Regions from separate parts of the Homo sapiens genome. Here region 2 is linked to region 1. A link is a loop called in an ENCODE intact Hi-C map of the cell type or tissue named here. Cell type or tissue: heart left ventricle. All regions are shown on one strand. Each heading gives the region's core, and the rest is flanking DNA. Links, peaks and the distances in the headings are about the cores only. Region 1 overlaps ZNF521 (zinc finger protein 521). Region 2 overlaps ZNF521 (zinc finger protein 521).

Region 1 (8,337 bases), core at 200-8,199:
GCCCATGATGTCATTGAAGGCACACGACAATTCTGTTTAAGCACACACACACTCAGGCACTTTTACAAAGAAAAAGACCCTCTCTTTTGGTTTTCATCAGGATTGGGAAGGGATGTAAAAAATTAAAAAAAAAAAAAGAGCAAGATTTCTTTCTAATGTCTCTTTGTATCTCCTCCTTTTCTCTGTTTCAGATGCAATAATCATTACCTGATGACAGTCTACACCTTTACTCAATCACAGACACACACACAAGTCAGACCTAGAACTACATGTAGTACCACTGGATTCTGAAGGACTCCAGGCTTCTTTCAAAGTGAGAAACAAAGAAGGAAGGGACAGTAGAGCCCACATCCAGTAGTTGTGAGATTTTGGGCAAACTAGAAGGATAACATATAAATGTTGATATCACCCTTATTTGTTTCTGATCAATTCTTTTCTCTGTAAAACAATTTAAAGCAAAAGTAAATGGTATTGTCCCATTGAGAAGAACAGGGTTTTCCCAGCCTTCTAGGAATATATTTGTTTTAAATGTATTCACATCAAAGATTGATCAAGGATAATATATATTAATATAAACCATAGATTCGATCACCTAAATACAAGGGCTCATGACAAAGGCTTCTAAATACTGTCTCACTCTCTCTCTCACCCAAATCCCTTTCCGCTCATACTATCAATTCCTTGCTTAAATTCATTCTAAGCAAATCAATCCTTACACCTGTCTTGCCCTCATTTTCTACTTCCCAGTTGTGAAATTTCTCTTACATCCTATCAACAAATAATGGACTTAGGGGTGAAGAGTCCAGAGATATATAAATTAGTGTTCCACAACCATTTAATTTCCTATGCACCTACAGCTTTATCCGTCTTGCATGGTATTTGATCTGCAGAAACTTTTTCATAGAAAACCAGGACTAGAAAATAATGAGCAAAGCAAGAAGCAATCTCAAACACACGTGAGGAAATTATGCTTGATGTAAACCTACTTTGATCCTGTTATTGTCATTCAACACAAATACTAAATGAGAGAGGAAATGTCCTCCTCATTCCTGCACACAGAAGGCAAGTGGGAGGGTCTTGCTTTCTAACTAAAGTACAACTTTGGCCCAAATTAAGTTTGCTGACCCAAATCACAAGTCAAGAAGTTTGTTCCATAGAATGCATGTGCTGGAAATGTAGACTGTGGAAAACAGTAAAAGTTTAAGAATGACTTACTCTACATAGTAACAATCAATCACAGCTAACAGTCATTGAACACTATGTTCTAAACTCACACTGTGTCTGACATGCATAATCTCCTTTACTCCTTAAGGGAACCCTAAGAGAAGGGGACTATTAGTAGCTCCATTTTACAGATACAGAAGCACAAAGAGTTAGTTAAGCAACTTCCCCAAATCACGTGACTATTAAAAGGTGGAGCTAGAAATTGCGCTCAGGCAATGTGACTTGCCTTCCATGAATGCGATGAAACACAATCTTACCAAAAGACTTTAGGAGGTTTCTGACTGTCCAGTGCAGTTTAGAGTATCTTACCAGGCAAGTGGCTAGAATAAAGCATGCGGTCAAAAATAACGGAAGGAATCACAGGCGGTACTTCATCAGCATTTACTAGAATCCTGCTGGCCTAAAACTGGCAGAAAAAAAAAAATCCTCTCATATTCTAGGCAAAGCTTTTTGCCTTTTGTTCAAAATAGGATCCTGTTTTTCAGACTCTTGAAAATACTCTTTGCACCCTTCCTGAGAAAAGGATTAATTTTGTTAGGAAGTTGCCACTCGTTTATAATTATAGGAAAATTCTGTTTAAGAATCCAAGGGTTCCAAAAAACAACTCCTCTGCTCCATTTCCTAAACTTTCTACAGTTTGGAAGGTAAACTTGAGAACACAGAGCACCTATGAATATGTGTACTGGTATTTCTTCCAAAACATCCCAAAACTGTTTTGGGGGGATGAGGGGATCAGCTGCCTTTGGAGCCAGGTAGGAAGGCAGAAAGGAGGAGGGCCAGAGAGGAGTAGGGAGAAGCAGGGTGAGAAACATGCACATCGGAACCACTGGAAAGCCAGGCGGCTTGTGACCAGTGCGTCGGGCCACTAGACCAGGGAGCAAAGTGCAGGCTAGTCCTTCACACCCAAGCCTTAGGGGAGGCAGCACCCGGTGTCAGAATAACATAGTTCAGTGTTTGGAAAGAGGAAGTCTGCAGAGCGGCACTCCATCCGGCTGGCCAAGTATACAGGTAATAAAGTGTGAGCTTGCACATGGAGGGGGCGGTGCATGGTGGGGACAGGGAAATGAAAGGCAATGTGGATGTGCCAAAAACAATATTCCATCCCCACTGTGACAGGGCATCAGAGGGATCTTTTTGAAAGGACTAGTCAGAAGCCCAAAAAAATTAAGTTAAATTATATACAAAATGCCACACCTAAAAAGAAATATTATTTTAGTAAAAAATCCTACTGCTTTTTTTTCCCCCCTTTAGGCCTTTACCAGGGACACCTGCAAATAAGAAAAACAAAACAAAAAAATCCAGCAAGAATAAAGCACTTTCCAGACTGACAAGGACAGCAAAGAACACAGAAGATTTCTAAGTGAAAGGCACCACGTGGAGTAGAGATAAAAGAGCTTTTAAAATTTTTAGGGAGCCAGATTCAAGTGTTTCAGTGAATCCTTAAAGTGCTTAAGTACAAAATGCTTTCCTCCAATGCATTAAACCTACAGAGAATGACTTTAACCACAGCGTGCCTGCTTTGTGCAGGAAGCAGCTGGTACCTCTTTCTGTGTAATGGATGGGACAAGCACTCTATCCAAGGAAAGTACAACCAAAATCTCACAGGAGTGTTGGCATGAGCCTCTAACACATATCAACAAGCACCTCCACTCACTATCTTTTTTCTCAGCAAAGAGCTTCCACCAGGCCCCTCACTTTGAAAAGTTGCCTCCTTCTGTCTAAGGAAGAATTTCACCTCAGTCACCTGGTTTTGCACATCATACATTCCCACTCTTGCCTCTCCTACTCATGAGGATTGCTGTGCTCTAAGCTTAACCCTTGAATTTGCCAGCACTTAGCAAGAGTCAAAATCAGAGCCTAATTCAGGGGCTCTTCCCTGGTCTCTGGTCCAACATACGCTAATTAAAAGCTGAGGTCGGTCTCCAATTACTGGACCACAATAAATATGTCTATAAAACCTTCACAGGATTTTGCTGTATCAGCAAGAACATTAGTTTAAAAACACCAACTATACCCCCTCCAAGTTTATGTGTCTGCATTAAGTATAATTAATTTCATTGTCTTGATGTTTCACCAGAAAGCTTTCCAGAAAAATCCAAGAATATTATTCAATAGCTGAACATAAACTTAAATGGAAAATAGAAAATAATGTGCTGCTGGAAATCGTAAATTTGGGTAAATCTGAAAACATCTGACCCTTTTTAACTTCAAAAGCAAAAGATCTGAATACCCCCATCATCATTGACGGGAGTTTAAAACCTTATTATAATTTGCCAAATTCCAAAAGAGTTGGTGTTTTAATCCCTCACCACTTTTAAACGGAATCAGTTGAAGAAAAAAAATCAATGTCTGGAGACAGCTCTATGAATGTAGCCACACCTAAAAAACAAGCCAATACTTTCCCCCCCCCCCAAAAAAATTCATGAGCAGCAACAGCTGGAACTGTTTTACACTAGACGGCTGAGTTCTGTGAGAATGTCCTCCTTGTCTTTGTCTGCAAAGCTGAAAGAAGCTGGACTCAAAGGTAGTGTTCAGTCCCAGGAGGACCCTGAGTAAACATGAGCCTGAGCCCCCAGCTCCCTCCTGATAAGGTCAGGTGACATGGTGTCAAAAGACAGCCAAGGAAAGATCTAGAAAAGTGCACACACAAGGAGGATATTTTTCTTTCTCTTTACCAGAGATAATAAAGAACAGAAATGGACTTCAAAATTTTTTATTCACTTAAAATACAACAATGACACTCCCACCCTTGCCCTCAAGCCCTATGTATGTATGATAAACATTTACACACACACACATACACACACTAAACGCACTGCTCTAGCTATCCTTTACTTCCTGAATGAATGCACAACCGAGTCTGAAGCTTGCAGATCTACTCCAAATTGTCAAAGCAACCTGTCTTGATGAAATGTAGCAGCAGCAAAATAACAATACGTCACACAAAAAAATCAGCAAAGTCATCTCATCAGAAAGCAGCCAAAAAATACCCAAGTATTTCCAAAATCTGAGTTGAGACGAGAGCGCTGAGGGCCGGAGGAAAATTAAAAAGAGAGGCAGAGTCATAGGCATAAAGAAGTCTTCAATAAAGCAGTGAGAGTTCGAAAGGAAAGTAGCAACACCACAAGTTATGAAAAGGGGAGAGTACAAAGCATGACAGGCAGATGTAATAAAAGAAAAGCACCATAAAAAAAGAGAAAGAGATGAAGAAATATTTCCAAGTAACTGAGACAGGTACATTGGGAGTATAAAAAAAGAAACAGCTAAGCCTGGAAGGAAACAAGATGAAACTGATGATGCACCTAAAAATGAAAACAACTTTTTGCATGTAAACAAAAGAGGTTTCTAGTGAGAGAGACTACACAAACACTCATGTGCGTGCGCGCGCGCACACACACACACACACACACACAGGGAGGCATCAGGCATCTGACTATTTCAAAAGCCACATCTAAAATTTCATTAAAAAGAGCCCAGCTGCTTCCTTACCCTGACTTTGTCTTTAAGGACTTAGCTAAGCTGAAGGAGTGGCCAGAAAAGGGAAAAAAAAAAAAAACACTTCAACCCATCTCTCTCAAATTCTTTTATTTCAGCAATGCATTAAGCAATCTCCCTGCAGAGTTATTCTCTTCTTCCTGGTGTGGATAAAGCTTCCCCTGGGGAGCTCTGTAATTTCCAGCTTCTCCGAATTCAGGTATTAGTAAAGACCGCTTGGGGACACGCAACAATATAACTCTACATTTTCAGGCATTCGGAGAGAACCCCCTAAGGGTCCCAAGTTCAAATTTCTGAAATGTAGGCATTGTAAAAGGAACCTCGGGGGACTCCAGCAATAGAAATCTGCTGAATTCAAAGCATTTCCTAAGCCCTGGCAGGAGCCTTTGCTCCCACTGGAGGCTTTTTATAAAACATGTGTTGCTGACATGTTGACAGATTGCTCAGTGAAGTGTTAGGTGCATACACAGGCTGGCCATTTAGGGGGACATCAGTTTACCCTTCATCTCTACCTGAAGCACCATGTTTTATACATTACCCGAGGACAGGCAGAAAACAGACACTTTCCAACAAAGTATAGTATCACTTGGCAAAAGACAACCACCCCCTCACACGTACCTCTATCCACCACCTACAGAACTACAGACAGATTTTGTAGTTGCACTTCTCTCTCTCTCTCTCTCACACACACACACACACACACACACACACACACGTACGCGCCTGCGCGCGCACATGCACGCATGGCTATACAGAATCTCCCCAAATCACAAAAAGGTCAGAAAATAAATTAAGTGTACAGTGCAAGGCCCAGGCTTGAAATTGCCTCCATGTATCAGGACTGCCACCCTTTTGCTACACAGGCCAGAGCTCTGAGGGTATAATGAGCAAAGGAATTTTCTAATGACAGCTGACTGTTGGGAGGTAATCTGATCAAAGGCCGATATTAAATCCAACTTCTGCTCATATCAGGGTATTAGTGATGTACGACTTAATAACCCAGCAGCTCCAAAAGTGCTGCCGTGGCAACAGGATGGAAATTGGGATAATAATGTATTCATGGTGCTGGCGACCTGGGGCTGCAGTGCGCGCTCTCAGGGGAGGGCACTTCACCCTGAGCCAGACGTGTCTGGGCAAAATCACTTCACAAAGGACAGGAGTGGAATACTGAAGAGCTCTGGCACTGATGAGAGAGTCGATAAGGGGAAGAGTGGAATGAAGTGAAGGGAGGGAAGGAAAAACATTTTCAGCAGAAGAGCTTGAGTGGTGCTTCTCTGAAAAACTGATGGGGCTCAAGAAGCTCTCCCCGACAAGTACAACCAAAATGGATAATTATTAAATGAACATAAAACTACATTCTCTGCAAAGAGCTGGAGGATGAACAGCACCAGCTTGCATAAAATGACAAGATTTGCACATCAGCCATCATCAGCTTCCAGCCCTACCTACCACCATACAGAGGAGAGCCAATGTCTGCCACCAACAAAACACCCATTCTTCTCAATTGAAACAGATTTCCAATCTTAGCTACTATTTTATTCCTAAAGAAAAACAAATGTTGAGAAAAAACAAAGGTCATACAATAATCAGTCACATCTCATAGACTATATATCTCTCAGATATTAAAAATAATCTCTATTTTTTCATTTCTTGAAATAGAAGCTGAGTAACAACTAAACACCATTTGGGTAGGAGGAAAGAAAAACGGGATTTGAAGGTCTGGAAAGGGGAATCAGAAATTTAATTAAACGAAAAGGGGAGGAGGGGAAGACGCAGAGTCTAGGCCAAGGCACCTCAGCGGTTAAAAGCGTGCCCACCTAGTCTAATCTAACACAAGATCCTCGGACTCCCTGGACTGAGGAAATGAAAGCACATACAAGGGTGGTTTCAATTCCAAATATCTTTTGCAAATTACATCATATGGGACTTATATTTGCTGAAGACATCTTTAGAATATCAGTGAATACTCCAAAAGAAAATTCATGGACCAGACATGGACTTTGGGGACAGGAGAAGAAAATGGCCCATTTTTCTTATCTAGCTTAAAATACCTTCTTTGCTATAAGGAAAATGCTTCTCTGTAACTAATACAGAATATCCTCAAAGAACAAAGAGACCAAACATACCAAGCAAACTTGGTAAAAACGTGGCCTCAAGAAACACTCCTGGGGGGCCTGGTCGGCTTCTCTTCTGAGGAAACTGACTCCGTAATCATTCTGACATGCAACTGAGGAGAGAGCAGCAAATCCTAATTTCTTATTCTTGCAGCGCTTAATGCCAACAACGTACATATTGTACTCTTAAGCGCTCTTCCTGCCTTTCCTAGTATTACAGATAATTTGCTAGTTTCAGAGTGTACTTATTACAGGACTGTCAGAGGAGTTTTTGTTTCAACAACACGTTAACTTTACTGCACTTATAAAAAACATTATGTGTCCCCTGTGATTCTGTGTGTTTAAGAGCAGCGAAATGTTATTGATCCCGGTGTGACAAATCAAGAGTTAGGTAATGTCTACAAAACTCAATTTTCTGCAAGACATAAAAACCCTCTTTATGAAACCCCTCCTTAAGAAATTCAGGAGAAATTCAGAAAAAAAAAAAAGAGAGTATAAAGGTCAGCAACTATTCCTTATTAATGTAATCTAACTCTATTCCAATGACAGGCACATGACCACAGAGGCCAATTTAAACTAATATTTTTTTCACTACTGTAAAAACAAATCTGCAGGAAATTTAAAAAATTACTTTGATACAACTAGTCATCCTCCTCAGAAAGAGCATTAAATTGAAGCCAGTTTCCTCTCACTAAGGACTGTGTGACTTCAGATTCGCAGATAAGTATCCAACTTCTTGACCAAGCATTAGGATTCTACTTGCTTGTATCTGTCTACAATGGACTTTCACAGAACTCGTTTGCTTTAGAAATGTCACAATGCTGAAAACATCTCATTCTGATTCACATGAAATCTCTTAATTCTTATGATTTTTTTTCCTCTCAGAAAAGATATAATACTGAAAATGCCCCCCCAATAGTTTCAGCAACAAGAGTTGTAAACCTGATAGGTGACAGGGAAAGAAAAGAAAAAACCTCTACTGGGCAACATCAATAAACTGGGCGTGATGTGCACAAAATCCATTTGCATCCATAGAAATTTCATAACTCTGCATACATATTTGGATTTTTCCCCCAACTGTTCAGGGACAGTAAGCACTGATACTGCATTTAATTAACAAGCAAATGTGATGCCCTCCGATGTGAACAATACTGAGCCAATTGCTTAAGTTCTCACAAAGATAAATGTATTACAAGCACCACTGTACTACTGCAGAATATGACAGTAGTCATTTTCCTCATCTTCCCCAGCAAACTTTAGTCTCTGACAGGGCTAGCCTTCTGTCCACCTTTACCCTCAACTCTTTCCTTTCGGGTTTTAGCTTCCATAGGGAAATTCGCTTTCCAGATCCGTGGGTAGCTCACTCTTTCTCTTTTCCTCTTTTCTCTCCCTCTCCTTTTCCTCTACTGTATTCATCATTATTCAGCTGCATTATAACACTTAAAAAAAAAAAAACCCAGCTTTGAAAAAAAAAAAAAAAAGAAATCATTTGATTTTCATTGCC
Region 2 (8,337 bases), core at 229-8,228, 60 kb after region 1:
AAGTATGTTTGCCCCATTAATATGAATTATTGATCAACTTGCAAGAATCACAATTTCTCAACATAAGAATTCTAGGATGTTGGAGCTACAAGGGAACTCAGAAGTCACTGAGACCTTTTTTTTGACTGTTAAGAAATGAAGTGATACTGATTCCACTGAAGTTTATTGAGCACTTAGTATAGGGCAGGCAACTGGCTAAGGACTCTCCTAGCCTAGGGACACAGGGACAAAGATAGAGATAAAAAGCCACCATAGAGGTCTGCCAGCCCATCACACTCATACTGGGTTTTAAATATGCAAATCGGCAAGTATAAAAAACAGCTACCTTTAACAGGAGCTATAAAATGGTGTTATTATCTTGTAATGGTTTTATTTTGAAGATTAAAAATTTGGTATAATGATGCAATAGTTATGTAAATGACCTATATGATGTTGGAGGAGGCAAAAGGGATTTCATGTTGATCATCTTTTTCTTCGGTCAGTTACACTCCCCACCATCACCATTCATTCCAGTGCTCACATCTTTGAACACGAAGACCATCAAGACACCCAATATCATTATCCTTAAATTGTCTCACTTAAGATCCATGATTCAGTAAAAGTTTATTTCAAAGCATTCACCTATCTCTCAGGGGAAAAATAGTCAAACCTGCACACTATGGACTTTTTAGTACCGACTTGCTGCATTCCCTAGTGTTCTACGCCTGCACATTTAATGGAATAAGTTCCTTGCAACTTCTTTCACCTCAATTTTGTATAGCAGGGATTCCTAACTGAAGTTTAGTTTTGCTGTTTTTTAATATGAACATCATACACATTCTCCAAGAACCTCCAATCACTTTAAAGGATGCCTTAAATTCTTTAAACAATTTAGAAAATTAATTAGCTTCACCATTGCACGATTAACTTTCAAAAATGTTATCCAGAACTTTTAGGAGGGGTAAAAGATATTGCAACATCACTGACCTAAGTACAAAAGAGTGGGAAGTAAAAGTTCTATATATTGTGCTTAGTTGTTTCAGTTCAAGTGGACATATTTCCCTTTAGATTATAAGAGAAAAACAAAGCTAGCAATTCTTAAAAAGTATAGTTCATCAAACTTTCGGTGCCAAAAATGTTTTTGAGACTCATTTTGTCTAACTGCTTCATCTGACCCAACTCACAGAAAAAGTTAACATACCATACACACGTACGTCCTTCTCCTCACCTGCAGAGCTTTCTTCCAAAAACTAAAAAGCAATGGAAAGTATGTAGACTCTCATCCAGTTTTCTAGACTATAAGCTCCATAAGAGCAAGGCTTATATATCTGTTTGGTTCACAGCTGAATCCTCAGAACTTAGTACAGTGCCTGGGATAAGACGGGCATCAAAAACCAAAACACAACAAAACAAAAACCCCCAGAACTTGTTAAATGATGAATAAGCTTCCTCATTTTAGTGACAGAAAGTCTAAATCCTAGAGTACAGAGGGTAAATGGCTTGCCAAAACACACAGCAAATCAGAGTATGCCCCCGTGCTCTTCCTGCTCTGCAACCATTTCCCTACAAGCACTAGTATCCAAGTCACAATACTTATGACCATAACTGTTTGTTTTTATTTTCAACTCTTTCCAGGAATTAATATGCACTCCCTTGAGCCCACAGTTCTTCTTAACCCTTGCCTCATGTCTGCAAAACATCATACAACTTTGCAAGTTGCACACTGACAACCCCAAACCCCCCTATGTATAGGAACTTCAGACTCCATACATCAGCATTCAAGCAATGATTCTGTTTTGGCTTCATTAGTACTTGGTAGATCAATGTTTGTGAAGACTTTACAGCCTTTTTCCTTTTCTTTCCTTTGTTTTTTTTTTGTTTGTTTGTTTGTTTTTTTTGAGACAGAGTCTCGCTCTGTCGCCCAGGCTGGAGCCCGGAGTGCAGTGGAGCCATCTTGGCTCACTGAAAGCTCCGCCTCCCAGGTTCCCGCCATTCTCCTGCCTCAGCCTCCCAAGTAGCTGGGACTACAGGCGCCCGTCACCACGCCCGGCTAATTTTTTGTATTTTTAGTAGAGACGGGGTTTCACCGTGTTAGCCAGGATGGTCTCGATCTCCTGACCTCGTGATCCGCCCGCCTCGGCCTCCCAAAGTGCTGGGATTACAGGCGTGAGCCACCGCGCCTGGCCTTCTTTTTCTTAATGTATAAAAGTAATCAATGAAAGACAAAAGGTGCTGATAGTGGTAATAAAAAGCATATGTCTGATAAACTTAACACAACTAAGACAACCTAAATCATTAGGAATGCTGAAAGCAATTAATATGTAGTCTTATTCAAGCACTAACTGGACCTAATCTGGCTCTATTGTGAAAGATAAGAATATTAGCTAAGAACACGTATGAAATGCTGGAAATTGTTTCTTGAAGTCAATATAAAGTTTAAAGCACAGTGATATTTTTTAGATTCCAGGTCACAGAAACTCCTATAATATGGCAAGTTATAGTTTACTGTGTGGACTGTTCACCTCACTACAGGTTTCAACAAATGTATTTTGTATGAATATATGGAACTGTCTGTAATCAATGAGGATTTTGTCCCTATCAGGTAAATAAGTTTCCATCTTGACATATCATATCCTTCACAGTATACTGATGGGATAATAAATTTTGAGAAAAAGCCAATCATAAGATGGAAAGAGAAGGTAATAAAGTCAGTGAAATAATGAGACTCAATGATACGCTGATTTTAATTTCAAAAAGGAAATCTTATTCTTTGACACCAATTTTAATTGGAAAAAAATCCAATTTTTCCCTTAAAACATTATTAACACTTATATGGACTTACTAAACAAAGTGCATTTCCTACAGAAGGTTTAGAGTATGTTTCCGTGTATATAGACTATGTATGTGTGTGTCACAATATGTTGTGATAACTGAGGGACGTAAACTCTTGGGTTTCACATATACAAAAAAATTATCATAACCAAAATATTGAAATATAAATCCAACAAACTGCACTATTATGAAAACAAATATTCTGAATGTCAATCACTTGACCTTGCTCAGATTGGGAGAGCTATGATCATGCGGGAATAGTATATATGCTTTCCAAACCAAATCATCTTTATTTAAAAATAAGATTCAAAATGAACACGTACCTAACACATACACACATAAAAATGACAGGCATACACATTTTTTTTCTTTTCAGGATTTTTCAAAGCATTTACTATCCCATAGAATTAAAAGAGATGCTGCCCCAAAATAATAATTTTTAAACTTAATCTTTTTTTAAAAAGTGTTCTAAGAAAGGGGAGTTTTTACACAGTCATATTGGAATCTAAATTTGTTTAATGACCAAATTATAAACCTCTGCAATCTGACAACTAGAGTAGAAATACTAACTATAGTATGTGCTGCCATAATAATGATACCCACAAGATCAGCCCAGTGCTTGTAGCTGTGGCAGGGTCCCCAGGCAGCAGGATAACTGCTGCTTGATCATTATCCCTGCTAAAACTGAAGCTACTGAAGTTTTAAAGAATTCATATCTTACTGAATTTCTTTCATCTCTAATAATTACTAAACTGGCATAATTACTTATACTAGAGGTGGAATGTGATGCATGCTAAAAGCCCAAGGTGCCTAAAATTAAAGTTTTTTATTAAAAAAAAAAAAAAAGCTGCGATTCTACTTAGTTTTCAGAGATTTATCTTGTGTCGGGCTTTTTATGCCAGGAGTTGCATAATTATTTAAACCATTTAAAAGCTTTCCTTACACTATTTGATTAATACTATAACAGAGCTATTTAAATTTACTAATGTTAACTTTAATGTTTAAGTTTTAATTGCTTTGTAATAACACTGTTGCAGAACATATTTTAAATCAGACAAGTACGCTTTCACTACAACAAACAAGGTATATGCAATCCTAGCACCATGTAGTCCCCAAACAAAAAACAGGAACATTTCAGATTTAATTGAAATGGAATTAGAAAGTTGCATGCATCTCCCCCACCCCTAGAACTAACTTTAACCTTTGACAGCACAACAGGAGTCAATGAAGAAAAAAATTAAATACATCTGGGAAAATACTTAGCTACAGGTTTGACGTGGAATATCAGCCTTTGTATCAAAATCTCATTCAATTCAAAAGCATTCTTTCACATCTTACTTAATGATAATATTTACATTTTTAATGATGCAGACAGCTGCTAAAATAAACAAATACTGCAAGTCTTAAAATCACTTTCCCTCTTAAAATTAACTGAAAAACTGAACATAGTATCCATTAAATCCAGCCATGAGGAATGTATTCTGTGGCAACAGAATTAATGACAGTAAACCAGCAATGTGAATCCTGACAGATGAATTAATAAAACACATTAATAGGAAAAAGAGACCCTTAATAAAATTCTTAATTGATCTTAGTAGACCTACTCTTTTCTACTATCAAAACCTCTTTCTTCTTATTACATGCTTTTACATCAAAATGAAAACTCAAGCAAGTATACTTAATAATATGCTTCAACTTATGTCAACAAGTATTTAACTAGAATTTACCAGACTAACGAGCCCTCACAAACAGACTCCTTTAAAAATAGAGGGAGGCAGGTACAAATGTTCCTCTAAGGTGAAAAGAAATCTCCTACAAATATGCTACGAGTCTTGCACTAGACCAAATAAGCAAGTACAAAGAACTAAGTATAATTACCGGAAGCAAAAAGTTGAAAAATTCTGTCATCACTGTTAGACGTCACTGCTGTCAGTAAGGATAACTACAGTGGTTTTTAAAGGATATGGAAATACTCTGGCAAAACAAAAAAGAAAAATTATTAACAGCTTGCTTTATAAAAGGCTGCTTGCTAATCTCAAATCCCTTTGTAATTTCATTTTTACATGTATGCTTTTATGTTCAGTATCCTATTTTTTGTCCTTTTTTGGCTGGATGAATAAAAGACAACAATCCACTCATGCATAAAACAGATGTTTTTGTTTTTAAGGCCAAGTGGAATCTTATGAATTTGTGTGCCCTCACTTTAGGAAGATGCTGCCAGAAGTGCTGAAATCGTGAAACCGGCGTTTTGGAAGAGACTCACTGGACCATCAGTTCTGGAACTTTGACTAGCACTCATGGGATCCTTGCCAACTGTAATTGCTGTTTTTGTTTATGTCGGATTGTCTACTGATTGGACTATAATGAATTTAATGACTTCAACATCTAGTCAGTATAATTTAAAGGTGGTGGAGGGAAGAAACAGTCACTGGTTGATAGATAAATAGAAGAACATTTGCAAGTGTCTGAAGGAGTATGGATGTCAAACACTGTTTGAGCTTCTGCAGTGTTTCCAATAATCAGGCTTTTTAGCATACAAGTCCAAAAGTAAAGCATACATTTCTGTATGCCAATTAGTATTTTTGCCTGTACAATCATGAAAAAAAATCTCTCTCTCTAATTTGTGTGTGTATGTATCTTTTCTTATTTTTTAAAAAACTTACCTTAGGTTAAAATCTAATCATGAAAAAAGGGAGTCACAACCTATCTAAAAATAATTTTGAGGGAAAGCCATATTGCAATTCTTAAAAGCAAAGCACTGCACTGTCTTAAAACAATTACCTTTACACACAAACTTGGGGGCTTTTTTTTTCTAATTATGTCATCATTTCCAAAATCAAAACTCAATCTTTACTGATGAGGTTTTTTTTTGTCTAAGAAATGAAACATATGAAATATAAGAGAAACACTTTTTTTTTGGTTATACTTCACCTGTCTACCCGTAAGTATATATATTTTGACTTTGAACATAAGAGAAAAAAATGTGTTTAAATAAGGACTGCAGAGTTTAATGTTTCTATTAAATTTCAGGGCCAGTACAAGCTCCCTGAGGTGGCTTTTCTAACACCTACAATTTTTAGAGCTTTTCCACTAGAGAATACAGCCTAATACACAGGTTTTCTTACTTTCAAAAGGTTTCAGGCTTAAAATCCATTGCCTTTACATTCAAATTCTATAGTTTACATTTCTTCTTTAAATTGCAGACTAAGTTTTGCCACTCTATTACATTTCTAAATAAATTACTCTACTCAAAAATAAAATAAAATAAACCTTCCTAAGTACAAAAGAAGGTAAATGGGGGAAAGGTCAATCACAAGTGTGATAACTTCAAAATGTGCCAAGTTACAAAGGGTTAGCTACTGTGACGGCCAAGTTAAACAAGGCACTTCTGGGGCTCTCTTTCTCCCTGGTTCCCACCACTCCTCTCCAGAGGTCCCTGGTATGGGTTTATGAACACCTGAGGGTTCAGATATCCTAATTGTGTCTTGTGTTTAACTTGGCCATCTAAATGACTAAGTGCTCCCCTCTCTCCTTCCCAGCTTTATAACTTGGCTCTTACTGAATATATCACACCTTTATATAGTGGACCACTTTTTCCTTTTTACAGTGCTTTTTGGAGTAAATTTCAAAAAAAAATTGTTTGTTATTAGGTAAAATGGCCGAGAAACTTCCATCAGAGAGGCACCACAAGAAAGAGAATAAATAGCCAGCAAGAAAAATAGAAATAGGTCACAATTGACCAATTTGATGCAACTGATTTGCTGCCTCTAAAAATAAGCTGACAGGAGAACTATTTTGAGTCAGGTAATCTACTCAAGTACCATGTCTACTCTCAGGAATTGAGACAAATATCCAAATAATATAAATGGGGCAGAAAGAGTGACTCATTTAATTGTCTGTCCATCCATGCCTCTAATAACTGGCTTCAATTCTCTATTTCATTAAATAGAAGGGGTTATCCAGAAGATTCGTACCATAAGGACAGAATAAGTTTGTCAACTTTGTATGTGGGCTGATAGAATTTTGATGCTAGGGCTTTGAAAGGCAGGAGGGGTAAAGGAGTTCCATGTTTCAAAATATATTTCCAGCTTTTACAAATAGAAAAGTGAATCTTTTCGGTGTTTAACAGGTTTAATGTACTTTAGAGGAGGTAAGTAGACCAACCAGGACCTGCTCCACTGAAGCTAGAAATATGGTACCTACTCTCAGGAGATGGATTCTTAGGACAATTACACTGAAGTTTCCTACAAACAAAAAACCCAGCATACTTTTTCAAGTAAACATAATTATTCCTTCAGGGTACTAAATTATGAGAATTCACACAATAAATTCAACTGTTAATAGAAATGTCCTGGTAATCTGTATTTTTAAGCATTTGGTTGAAAATACAGACTCCAAACCTAACTGACATTGTGTCTTCATGTTTTTATCTGCCTTAGGTAAATGACTTTCCTGAGATACAAGTTTCAAATTATATCAAATTGACAGTCATGTCAGCAATATCTTTTACATCTTGTTGGTTAAAGTACTAGTATGCATGTAAGACAGAAGTTGGAAATTCAGTGCAGAACTTCATGTTTTATTTAGAAGGGCCTATTGCATTTTCATGGTTTCCAATGCCTCCTTCAAGTTGGCTATAATCTACATGGTTTTGAAATACTGTCACTCATCTAATAAAATCAGACTTTTTATCTTTTAATTGCAAACCTATTAATCAGTTATTCATAAATGAAGAAACACAACAGGACTGCCTTTCTATACCTGCTGATAGCAAAGTGTTGTTCACTGCATATTACTACTAATATGATACCAGAACACAGGTCATAATAACACCTCTCTGGCTTTTCTATGATCCAAGTGTGACCTTCTGAATGATATAATGGACAATCCGCATACTCAGAACACTCCTACAACACATTTTGAAAAATTGGAGACCCTTCCAAGAAGACATAGGGAAATCAAAATACTGAAGAGAAGGCTAGGTATTTAACAAGAGCCACCCAGAATGCCCTTCCTCTTCTTCAAAACCGCTACTAATATCAAAATGATTCGTTTGGTATAGCTCATCTACATATGAATTTTTCAAGGCATACCCTGAAGAAAAACAATCCGCTCTTCAGTGAGGACTGTACTATTTTTATTCCTGTCTTCAGCTTCTCATCCCCAAAAGCCCAGCCAGCCCACCTGAGGCCATTCGCTCTTTTGGGAGTTGTCCAAGCAGCTGATAGGAGAGAACAGCACTGTGTTCCGCGCCCACACAGAATATGGAAGCTAAATCTTTGTTTTTAGTGTAAATATTTTATTTAGAATTTAGCAGTTGAAACAGATGCTGTCTTTGTGGGGAAGATATTTGGATAATTTTGCAACATGACGATAAAAGAATAAAATGTCCTCTTTACTCATTCTTCACTTGCCATTTTTTGCTTATTAACCTAAGAACTGCACAGGTATTTTGCAGTTCGACTTATCAAACCTGCCCAGCGAATACCGTCAACTGACGGATTCCCTTTACTGCCCATAAAATCC

The links. Hi-C counts contacts between places; a loop is a spot of excess contacts. Peaks named below come from ENCODE experiments on the same cell type or tissue, not always from the same donor. Only the 100,000 strongest peaks of a DNase experiment are listed, where the experiment ranks them.
Region 2: it touches region 1 in a loop (5-fold over the local background); 32 of 110 quality-filtered maps call a loop at or near these places.

Annotation. Positions count from the first base shown.
Region 1 is chr18:25,280,298-25,288,634 of GRCh38, forward strand. All of the region lies in intron 3 of ZNF521 (zinc finger protein 521), which reads right to left. It overlaps LOC105372031 (a long non-coding RNA gene), which reads left to right. Exons shown (of 4, transcript XR_001753378.3): 4 at 192-401. Among named protein-coding and RNA genes, the nearest start is that of ZNF521, 68 kb to the right of the region's middle. RefSeq lists an enhancer at 4,492-6,196. In heart left ventricle, for the core only: no CTCF peak of the experiment used is centred there; no DNase peak of the experiment used is centred there; H3K4me3 peaks cover 1,518 bases; H3K27ac peaks cover 3,320 bases.
Region 2 is chr18:25,340,563-25,348,899 of GRCh38, forward strand. All of the region lies in intron 2 of ZNF521 (zinc finger protein 521), which reads right to left. Among named protein-coding and RNA genes, the nearest start is that of ZNF521, 7.4 kb to the right of the region's middle. In heart left ventricle, for the core only: no CTCF peak of the experiment used is centred there; no DNase peak of the experiment used is centred there; H3K4me3 peaks cover 444 bases; H3K27ac peaks cover 1,296 bases.